Linked DNA regions of Homo sapiens: region 2 is linked to region 1. A link is a contact called in ENCODE POLR2A ChIA-PET data. All regions are on one chromosome and are shown on one strand. Each heading gives the region's core, a stretch centred on a gene start or an enhancer-like site at or near the end of the contact. The rest is flanking DNA. Distances are from core to core; before and after follow the strand shown. Region 1 holds the start of CAP2 (cyclase associated actin cytoskeleton regulatory protein 2). Region 2 overlaps KIF13A (kinesin family member 13A).

The links. ChIA-PET counts read pairs that join two places held with the same protein, here RNA polymerase II (POLR2A).
Region 2: POLR2A ChIA-PET joins it to region 1 with 19 read pairs in PC-9. The contact joins the enhancer-like site here to the promoter of CAP2 in region 1. POLR2A ChIA-PET finds 5 or more read pairs at or near these places in 3 of 52 experiments (HCT116, HEK293T and PC-9).

The regions. Positions count from the first base shown.
Region 1 is chr6:17,391,503-17,395,981 of GRCh38, forward strand. CAP2 (cyclase associated actin cytoskeleton regulatory protein 2) reads left to right here and starts at 2,093. Exons shown (of 13, transcript NM_006366.3): 1 at 2,093-2,244.
Region 2 is chr6:17,969,977-17,974,455 of GRCh38, forward strand. All of the region lies in intron 2 of KIF13A (kinesin family member 13A), which reads right to left. Among named protein-coding and RNA genes, the nearest start is that of KIF13A, 15 kb to the right of the region's middle. Within about 2 kb of position 2,629, at least 7 of the 41 ENCODE cell types and tissues checked have a DNase peak (open chromatin) inside an H3K27ac peak, as active enhancers do.

The DNA.
Region 1 (4,479 bases), core at 843-3,342:
CATTTTCCTGGAATGTATAGGTCCAATTGGAAAATATGGACAATAAGTATCAAAGAGTTGTGAGGAAGAAGTGTTCACTGGGGGCTAGCCCTTTTGGGGAGACATCATATAGCAGACAGATGCTATGACAGGGCTAGTTAAGGGAAGAGTTCAGGCTTCAAGTTGAGGCTCGTTACTTTCCCCTCCAGACTAGCTAGTTATTTCTTAGTGGATTTCCCTGCCTCCTATCTCTTTCCAGTCCTATATACCACCACCAAACTAACCATTGCTATCATGATTATGCTCAAAAATGGTCAATAGTCCCCCAGTGCCTACTACTTAGGCTTCAAACATTTTAGGCTGAGATTGAAGGCCTCTACCAGCCAGGGCCTAACCTTCCTTCCATACCTGGCTTCCACAGCCCTCCAATCCAGCTAAACTCACAGACTGTCCTTCATACATGCCATCCTTTATTACCTCTCCACTTTTGTCCCTGCCCATCATCTTGAGGGTTTTTCCTCCACAATCCACTCTTAATGTCTCATTTCCGCATGAAGACTCAACTTTCATGTCCATCAGAAAGTGTTCTCTAATCCCCAGTCTAGAAGCAACCTTCCTTTCTTCTGAACATCCATGGAAATTTGTTCATACTTCTTTTAGAATGTTTTTTACGACATTCCTAGAACTGTGGTTATTTTTATACTCTTCACATCTTCCTACTATATTATCAACCTAAAGACAGGATTTGTGGCTCATCCACTCTTAGACTCCATAATACTTTATACTCCAATAAAAAACAGATGTAGCTAAGGAAATACTGTGCTAATGTTTGTTGAAGTTAGTGCTAAAAAAAAGTCATATGAATGGATGCTTGGAACTTCCCTGTGATCCTGCACACATTGATTCTTATGGATATATATTTTTTCTGCATTTCTGGAACACAAATGTTCTAAATGCATACATACTTCATCCATCCATCCATTCATTCATTATTTAATACAAACATATTGAATGCCCGCCATATGCAAGGTATCCACAGGATAGGGAGGGTGCTGGCTCTGGCTTTATGCAATGTACGCACTCATTGATCAATGTTTATGTCATTTTGTTTCCCTTCTTTCCAGACAAAGGGAAGCAAAGACTCACTGCACCTCATTACTGTCAGCAGAGAGCAATGTGTAATTGGAATGACCTTTGTATAAGTGCTGACCTATGGGGTCAGAATAAGCCTTATAATGTACAGAACCAACTTATGTGCAATTTTAACATCGACAGAGAATATTGGCCTTTAAGAAATTCATCTCATATTTATTGTTTGGAGATTTTACTTTCAGAAGATATCAGTTACATTTCCCCTCTTTTTTTCTCTTTTCTGCAATTATTTTCCTGGCATTCATTCAATAAAGAGCTTCAAGTCACTTTTTTAGACTGAAATAAACTTTGATGAAAATTGAAAATCAATGCTTTCCTTCTAATGACGTTAAGAGAAAAGCCTCCAATTTTGCAATTATAATCAATATATAAAGGGGAAGTGGCCACAAATATGCTGCACATCTTAAGAAGCCAAGTGGGTTTGGTTACTTTAATTTTTAAATAATCAGGACATTTAAAAAGTTGCTGTTTATAAAATACTTTTTAAAAATGTCATCACACGCACTATGAGTGCACTCAGTCTTGATGTCTCGCTAAAGCATTAGCTGTCTAGCTCCTTCTCCTCCCAGAGCCTTTATCCTCATATTGGGTCTGGGGACACACATGCCGTCTCTTGATTCCTAAGGATCCATTACCCATTTCTCTGCACAGATCTTCGGGTATCCAACCTATCTGTGCCTCCTTCAGCCAGGAGCCTCCGGATCTTTCCAGACTTCTTTGCAATACTGCCTCATGCACTGAATCCATTTCTCGCATAGCCTGGCGCTTGGCAGGCAGGCTGGCGTTCCCTGGCTCTGCCTTCCCCATCTCCCTGTCTTTTCTCCCACGGCCCATCTGCCCCTCCTTTCCTCCACCCCCTTCTCCTCTCTGCTCCCCTTTATTTCCACTCCCCACCCGCGTGGCTTTGCTCTCCCTCTCCCCCCTCAGCTCGTCTGTATTTGGAGCTCCGGAAGCTGCCGGCGACTCTCCCCTGGAGCAGCGTGACTGACACCGGCTCCTATTCAGCTGGGAGGAGGGAGAGGGGAGGAGAAGGGGAGGGCCGCGGGAGGAGGGTACGAGTGGCCGACCACGGATTTGCATTGCCGAGGACGGGACCCCAGGGCAGCGAAGCAGGTAATCCTGCAGCGGTCGGGGCCCGGCGAGGCGGGGAGGGGTCGGGGTGCAGGTGCGGGGGGCGCCTGGCGGCGGGCGCTGGCAAGTTGAGCCCGATGGGTGGGGTAGGGAAGCGGCCGGGACGCTGCGGCTGTGGCAGCAGCGCGAGGGGAATAAAGGCGGCGCGGGCGCGGGGGCCGGGGCGCGGCGACCCGGGCGCGGGGCGCGGGCGCGGGCGGACTCCCATCTGGGTCAGCGGAGCGGCGCGCCCTGCCCCCGCCTCCCCAGCTCCGGCGTCCTGGCCGCTCGGAAGGCGGGGTGCGGGCAGGAGCTGCCCGGGGTTGGCGGGCGGCCGCGGCCTCCCCACCCCAGCGCCGCCGCCCGCCCGGCCGCTCTAACTTTGGGGGGTCTCGTCCACCGGGCTGTGAGTCTTCCAGGGGGGTGGGGGTGGGAGTCATTGCGCCGGCTCTGACCAGAGCCACCTCGATCAGAAAGTGCTGGAAAGAAACAGACCTGGCTTCCCCTCTGCAGAACCTGACTTGAGGCGATGAGTCACTTCTAAAAAATGCAGAGGCAACTGAGACTGGGGGAACGGCTCGGAAAAACGGCACCCGCCGCTGGCTCTCTGACTGCTTTGGGTAGAGGGGTGTTCGTGGAAGTAGCCGCCGTATCATCACTTTTAGGGCCAAAAATCAACCTGCAGATGGCCTTTTCTTTATTCTCATCAGAGTGGTGTTCGCTGCAAGTTGTAGCAATATTTGAATGGATGCATTCTTAAAAATGAGTATGTATGGGTGACTGCATTTAGGAAGTTGAACCGGGACTAGGTCCAAACAGCCAGAGTGGAGATGAACACTTGGTAAAAACATCTAGGACCTTTGGTTTTATAGTTATGGAAATGCAGAAGCTTCTGGGACTTGAGCACTGTAGTTTACTGAGTACTCCTATTTCCTTACTGCTTCTGTAGATTTCATTGAAGCTATGTTCCTTAGAATTCTTGGTAAACTATCTAAGCCCACTTAGTGTAAAATTACAACGGTAGAGTGAACTTTAGAGAATTGGATTTATAGTTACTAGAGTCTAATTAGACTGCAAGCCTCTTGAAAGCAAGGATGGGTTGTTTGGTAGTTCCTACGGCACCAAACAGTATTTGGCTCACAGCATGTAATGGATAGACAATAAAAGTGTGTGAAATAGTTAATTCAGTACCTTAAGTGTAGATGGAGCATGACTTCTTGAATATACTGCATATTTTGCAAGGAAAGGCGACTTCTCCATGAATCCCGAAATTTAAAAAATTCTTAATAACATTACAATCAAAGTGTCATATAAATACTTCTTAAGGATAAAGAGAAAAAGAAGTTGACTATGAGAAATCAGGAAGGTGATTATCAAGGTGGTCTTTGCTAGTAGGAAGTAAGTTTTTGTTCCCCATCGTTAATGTGAGAAGTAATTTAATTTGTTGATACAGGGTAGGGTTTGGTAAACCTTTGAGTTAAGAGCTAGATAGTAAACATGTAGGTTTTGCAGGCCATATGGTCTCCTTAGCAACTACTCAGTTCCACAGTTATAGTTTGAAAGCAGCTAAAGACAATACCTAAAGGAATGGTATGTTTGTGTTTTACTTTATTTACAGACATTGAACCTTGAACTTTTCACCAGTAACAAAATATTCTTCTGTTTTTTTCCAGGCATTAAAAAATGTAAAAACTATTCTTAGCTTGAGGGAGGAGCAGAAAACACAAAAGTAAGAGAGAAGGGAATGGATTTGTCCTTCTAGTAGTAGTTTGCTACTCCCACTGATTGATTCTGTGCTAGAATCTGGAGAGGAGCCTATTGAAAGGATTAATGGGCCACATTCTCTTGAGTGCCTGTTATACCTTGGCAGTTAAGTTAAATACCCTCCAGAAAAGCATTAACTTATTTTGAGCATTATGGAGTTTTGTTTTGTTTTGAATATTTCCTAACATCTTTATTCATGAGGTTTTGTTTTGTTTTTAATTTATTATGTAACATTTTATATGTAAAAATAATACGCTAAGTCTAGGTGAGTTATGAACATTATGTTCAACTGAACACCTGTGAACCCATCACTAGGTTTATAAACTAGGGCTTAAGAACTAGATAGTTGTGAAAAGATAGCTCATAGAATGGGAGGAAATATTTAGGAATCATGTATCTGATAAGGGTCTTGTATCCACAACATATAAAGAGTTCTTACAACTCAATAATAAAAAGAAAAATAATCCAATTTAA
Region 2 (4,479 bases), core at 1,379-3,878, 580 kb after region 1:
CAGTGGCGCGATCTCGGCTCACTGAAAGCTCTGCCTCCCGGGTTCACGCCATTATCCTGCCTCAGCCCCGCAAGTAGCTGGGATTACAGGCGCCCGCCACCACGCCCGGCTAATTTTTTGTATTTTTAGTAGAGACAGGGTTTCACCGTGTTAGCTGGGATGGTCTCGATCTCCTGACCTCGTGATCCGCCCGCCTCAGCCTCCCAAAGTGCTGGGATTACAGGCGTGAGCCACCGCGCCCGGCCGTGTTTTCTTAAATAAGGGATTCATGCATGCTTTCTTAGAACAGTTTTTGATCCATTTATTCAATTTAAGTTTTTGTGTATAGAAATACATAAAAGCAGGCCGGGCATGGTGACTCATGCCTGTAATCCCAAAATTTTGGTAGGCCAAGGCGGTGGGGATCACTTGAGGCCAGGAGTTTGAGACTAGCCTGGTCAACATGGTGAAACCCTGTCTCTACTAAAAATACAAAAATTATATATATATATCAGGATGCTGAGAGAGGAGATCCAATGGCAGTGTGAAAGTAACTAGATTTCAGATCGCTTACATGCTTCCAGCAATTTGCCTGCTTCAATTACCAGGTAGTTTTCTTTTCTCTTTCCTTTTCTTTTCTCCCCTAACCCCCTTCTTTATTAATCTTAATGCAATATTTGACTTAAATATCTGCGTCCTGGATAGGCCTGGCCATGAGTGTTAATGACATGCACCTCCTTTTCCCTAATCCTCTTACTGAATTCTTTCTAGGGATGTTAGTGATAGGCTCAGATAGGAGTACTGAACAGACATAGGTTATAACCACTTAAAAGCCTTATATCCATTCACCTGAGCAGTTTGTCTCCAAAGAGCACACTCTTGGCTACAACACTTGATAGTGCTTTACAAAACTACTTATTTATACTCAACAGGTATCTATCAAAACAGTGCAAAAAGCAAATAAGAGATTTCCAAGGGAAAAGCTGCAGCTCAGAGACAAAGTAATTTACAACACTTTTACAAATTTCAATTTTATTTCGGCTTTTAAAAAGATTGGTGAGGTTATTTCAATACATCAAAATACAAAAACAAAGATGTAGGCTACCACTCAAAAAATTCAGTCTACATACAAATAACAGAGACTGGTCAATTTTTAAGGGAAAATATCCTTTAATGATTCTTAGTATGATCTGGCCTGAAGGACCCAAGATCCTCAGAACTCCAATAGCTGATGTACTATTAGACATCGCACACACCAGGGACACCTAACTGTACTTCACAGTTCAGAGTTCACATAGCTATGGTGGTATTTCCATCAATTTCCAGGAAAAGAGATAATTAATGTGATCACTTCACAAAATTAAATGTATCCAAGTTTTAAATTCTGAGATTATGTCCTTTCTCCTATTCTGGTGTTAAGCTGACCTCTATTTTATAATAAAATATTAAAATTTAGTAGCGGTTTGTTTTTTTCCTTTTTTTTTGACACAGGGTCTCACTCTGTCGCCCAGGCTGGAGTGCAGTGGTGTAATCATGGCTCACTGCAGCCTAGACCTTCTGCATTCAAGTGATCCTCCCATTTCAGCCCTGCAAGTAGCTGGGACTACAAGTGAGCACTACTACCACACCCAGCTAATTTTTCTATTTTTTGTAGAGATGGGGTTTTGTCATGTTGCCCAGGCTGGTCTCAAGCTCCTGGGCCCAAGCGATCCTCCCACCTCTGCCTCCCAAAGAATTGGGATTACAGGAGTGAGTCACCACGTCCGGCTTGCTCTTGTTTTAGTGTGATTACTCGGCATATTTAAAAGAGGCTGGGAACTCTCTGTTTATCCAAATTTTTATTTCTACTGTTTTTTAAAAATCCTTAAGTCTGAGAACCAATGAGCAAGGGCAGCTAACAGTCACTCTTGGAGGGAAAAAAACCAAAACTAGTTAAATAATAATCTAGCTAGAGAGCTTAAAAAAAATGTCCCTAGGATTACAGTAGACCAGCAATTTTTGAACACTATTTCCAATGCATAATTCATCATAAAAATGTAGACTAGGCTGTAATCCTAGAAAGAAGAATACTATTCCATCAAAGCCAACAATACTTCAAGGCTTCAAAAAACTTAAAGCGATATTACCATGCTAATGTTACCTATTTGTACTGTAACTCTTTGTAAGTCTAGATTCAAAAGGAGATGCTTAAAAGTGGATAAGGCTGCTCAAATTTAACACCGTTATCTTGATAAACCTTCCCCACTACTATCCTCCTTCCTCTTTATTCAAAACATTATCCTTGAAACAAGTAATTTTAAGGATCTTTCTCAATGTCATAATGTAACCATTCCCTGTTACAATTTGCATAGTGAATACTAAACTTTAATTAACTGTATGAATAGAAGTAGAGAGCAAAAAGGCAAAACAAAACCAAAAACAGTATTTCATTTAAAAACCTTACAAAGGTCCAATTACAACTGCAAGCTCAGCTATAAATCTTTACACATTCTCTCTTTAGCTGGGAAAATAGGTGGGCGCCAAAGGCATCAATTCTGAGGACTTGTTTTATTAAACCCTAGAACAGAATGTAAGTATGTTTAAAGGCTTGTTAATCTGTTCAACAAACTACATGTGGATTTATTGAATGTGGCCCTTCCAAAATCCGGGACAGATCTTTTCAACACTCGCAACAGATGCCTATGCAGTTCGTCGTTTTGCGCTTTCTGGTTTTCCTGAGGCTCCAGCTTGAGATACAGAAATATTTATGGTCATTTGTGGTGGGTGTGCAGTCTAGGGAGTGTCTCCCCAAGACAATACAAAGGGCCAACAGTAAAGAGCAAAGCTTCCCTTTCCTCAAAGGCTTCCTTCCTGTTCCTTGTCTTTGAGAGAGAGTGAGAAAAAAAAAAAAAAAAAAAAACAAGGCTCCAAACTTTTTCCCCTAAGGGAACTACAAACAGAGGTTTCCCTCAAGCCTCTTCTAACAGCAGCCAGTTCATCAAGCCCACAGACCAGACCCTGAAGAGCCCCATGGAATCAATAACCACTTTGCTTTTGAAAGAAAGGGGAAGAGGGCATAAACCAGAGACACAGACACACTAACCTGAGTTCATCCCACAGTGGAAGATAGGAAATATTGGAGATGAACTGGAGTTTGGTAGGGTTGCAGCAGAATCCTCAGAAACAAAACACGATGCCCAAGGAAGTTCTAAACCAACAATAAATGTCATTTCTCCACTCCCACACATATATACACTTGTTGCATAAAACAGCTGTATACCTTTAAGAACAGCTTAAAAATCACTGGATCCCACAAAGAACACAACTATATAAGATGACTACTAATTAAAAGATTCAAATCAGATGATTTTGTTATAATGTTCTGCAGACACAGGCAAAGGAGGTATGTAGAATGTCTGTAAGGAATCCAGGATTCTCAGCTAGCTGATAACGACTTCATGCTGCTGCTTTATTTCATTTGACACCTTCCATTCTCGTATCAGCTACTGCGTGCAAACCAAACCTCCCAAGAATGGTGACCCTGTCCTCTTCAGTTCACCTAACACCCTGGCCAAGAAGTAAATTAAAATGCAATGTATTTCAGCTCCTATAAATGTTACCTACTTACTCTATTTAACTCAACTCTCAAAGTACCGTTGGGATAAATCTGAACATTACAACTTAAAGAAAAAAAAAACCCTTACAGACTATCTAGTCCAGCCCTCAATTTTACAGATGAAGAAACCTAGCTGCAAAAGGATCAACAGCTATCTCAAAGAAGCAGACCAAGTCAGTGGCAGAATCAGATGGCACCCAGACGTCTCACAGTTCACTGTGCCATGCTGCTGCTCCATAGCCCAGATCGGAGCCTCTGCATGGATGTGGTCCCCATGGCTTTGCTAGAATTGTCACATCATTACAGGACTGGAAACAGGGAACTGGAGCCCACAACTCTCAAACCAGAAAGCTTAGAAAGAACCTGTGCCTTCTAACAAGTTGGTATCAGGTGAAGGATAGGCAAGTACTTTGCATTTAGATAAGTTAGGTAATTCTTTCCCCTCTAATGTAATTCAAGTAAAAACAAATAGCAAGATGCACTTTAATTAAATACATCTGTTTAGAGAGTCCTTATGTTAGGAACCTGGTTTTTTATTTTTATTTTTTTGAGACGGAGTCTTGCTCTGTCACCCAAGCTGGAGTGCAATGGCGTGATCTCAGCTCACTGCAACCTCCACCTCCCGGGTTCAAGCGATTCTCCTACCTCAGCCTCCTGAGTAGCTGGGATTACAGGCACACGCCAACATGCCCGGCTTTTTTGTATTTTTAGTAGAGATGGGGTGTCACCATGTTGGCCAGGCTGGTCTGGAACTCCTGACCTCATGATCTGCCCACCTCGGCCTCCCAAAGTGCTAGGATTACAGGCTTGAGCCACTGCGCCCGGCGGGAACCTCGTTTACTATACTAGACCGACGGTTTTCAACCTTGGCCACACATGAGAATCAACAGCCAACCATGTGCGTT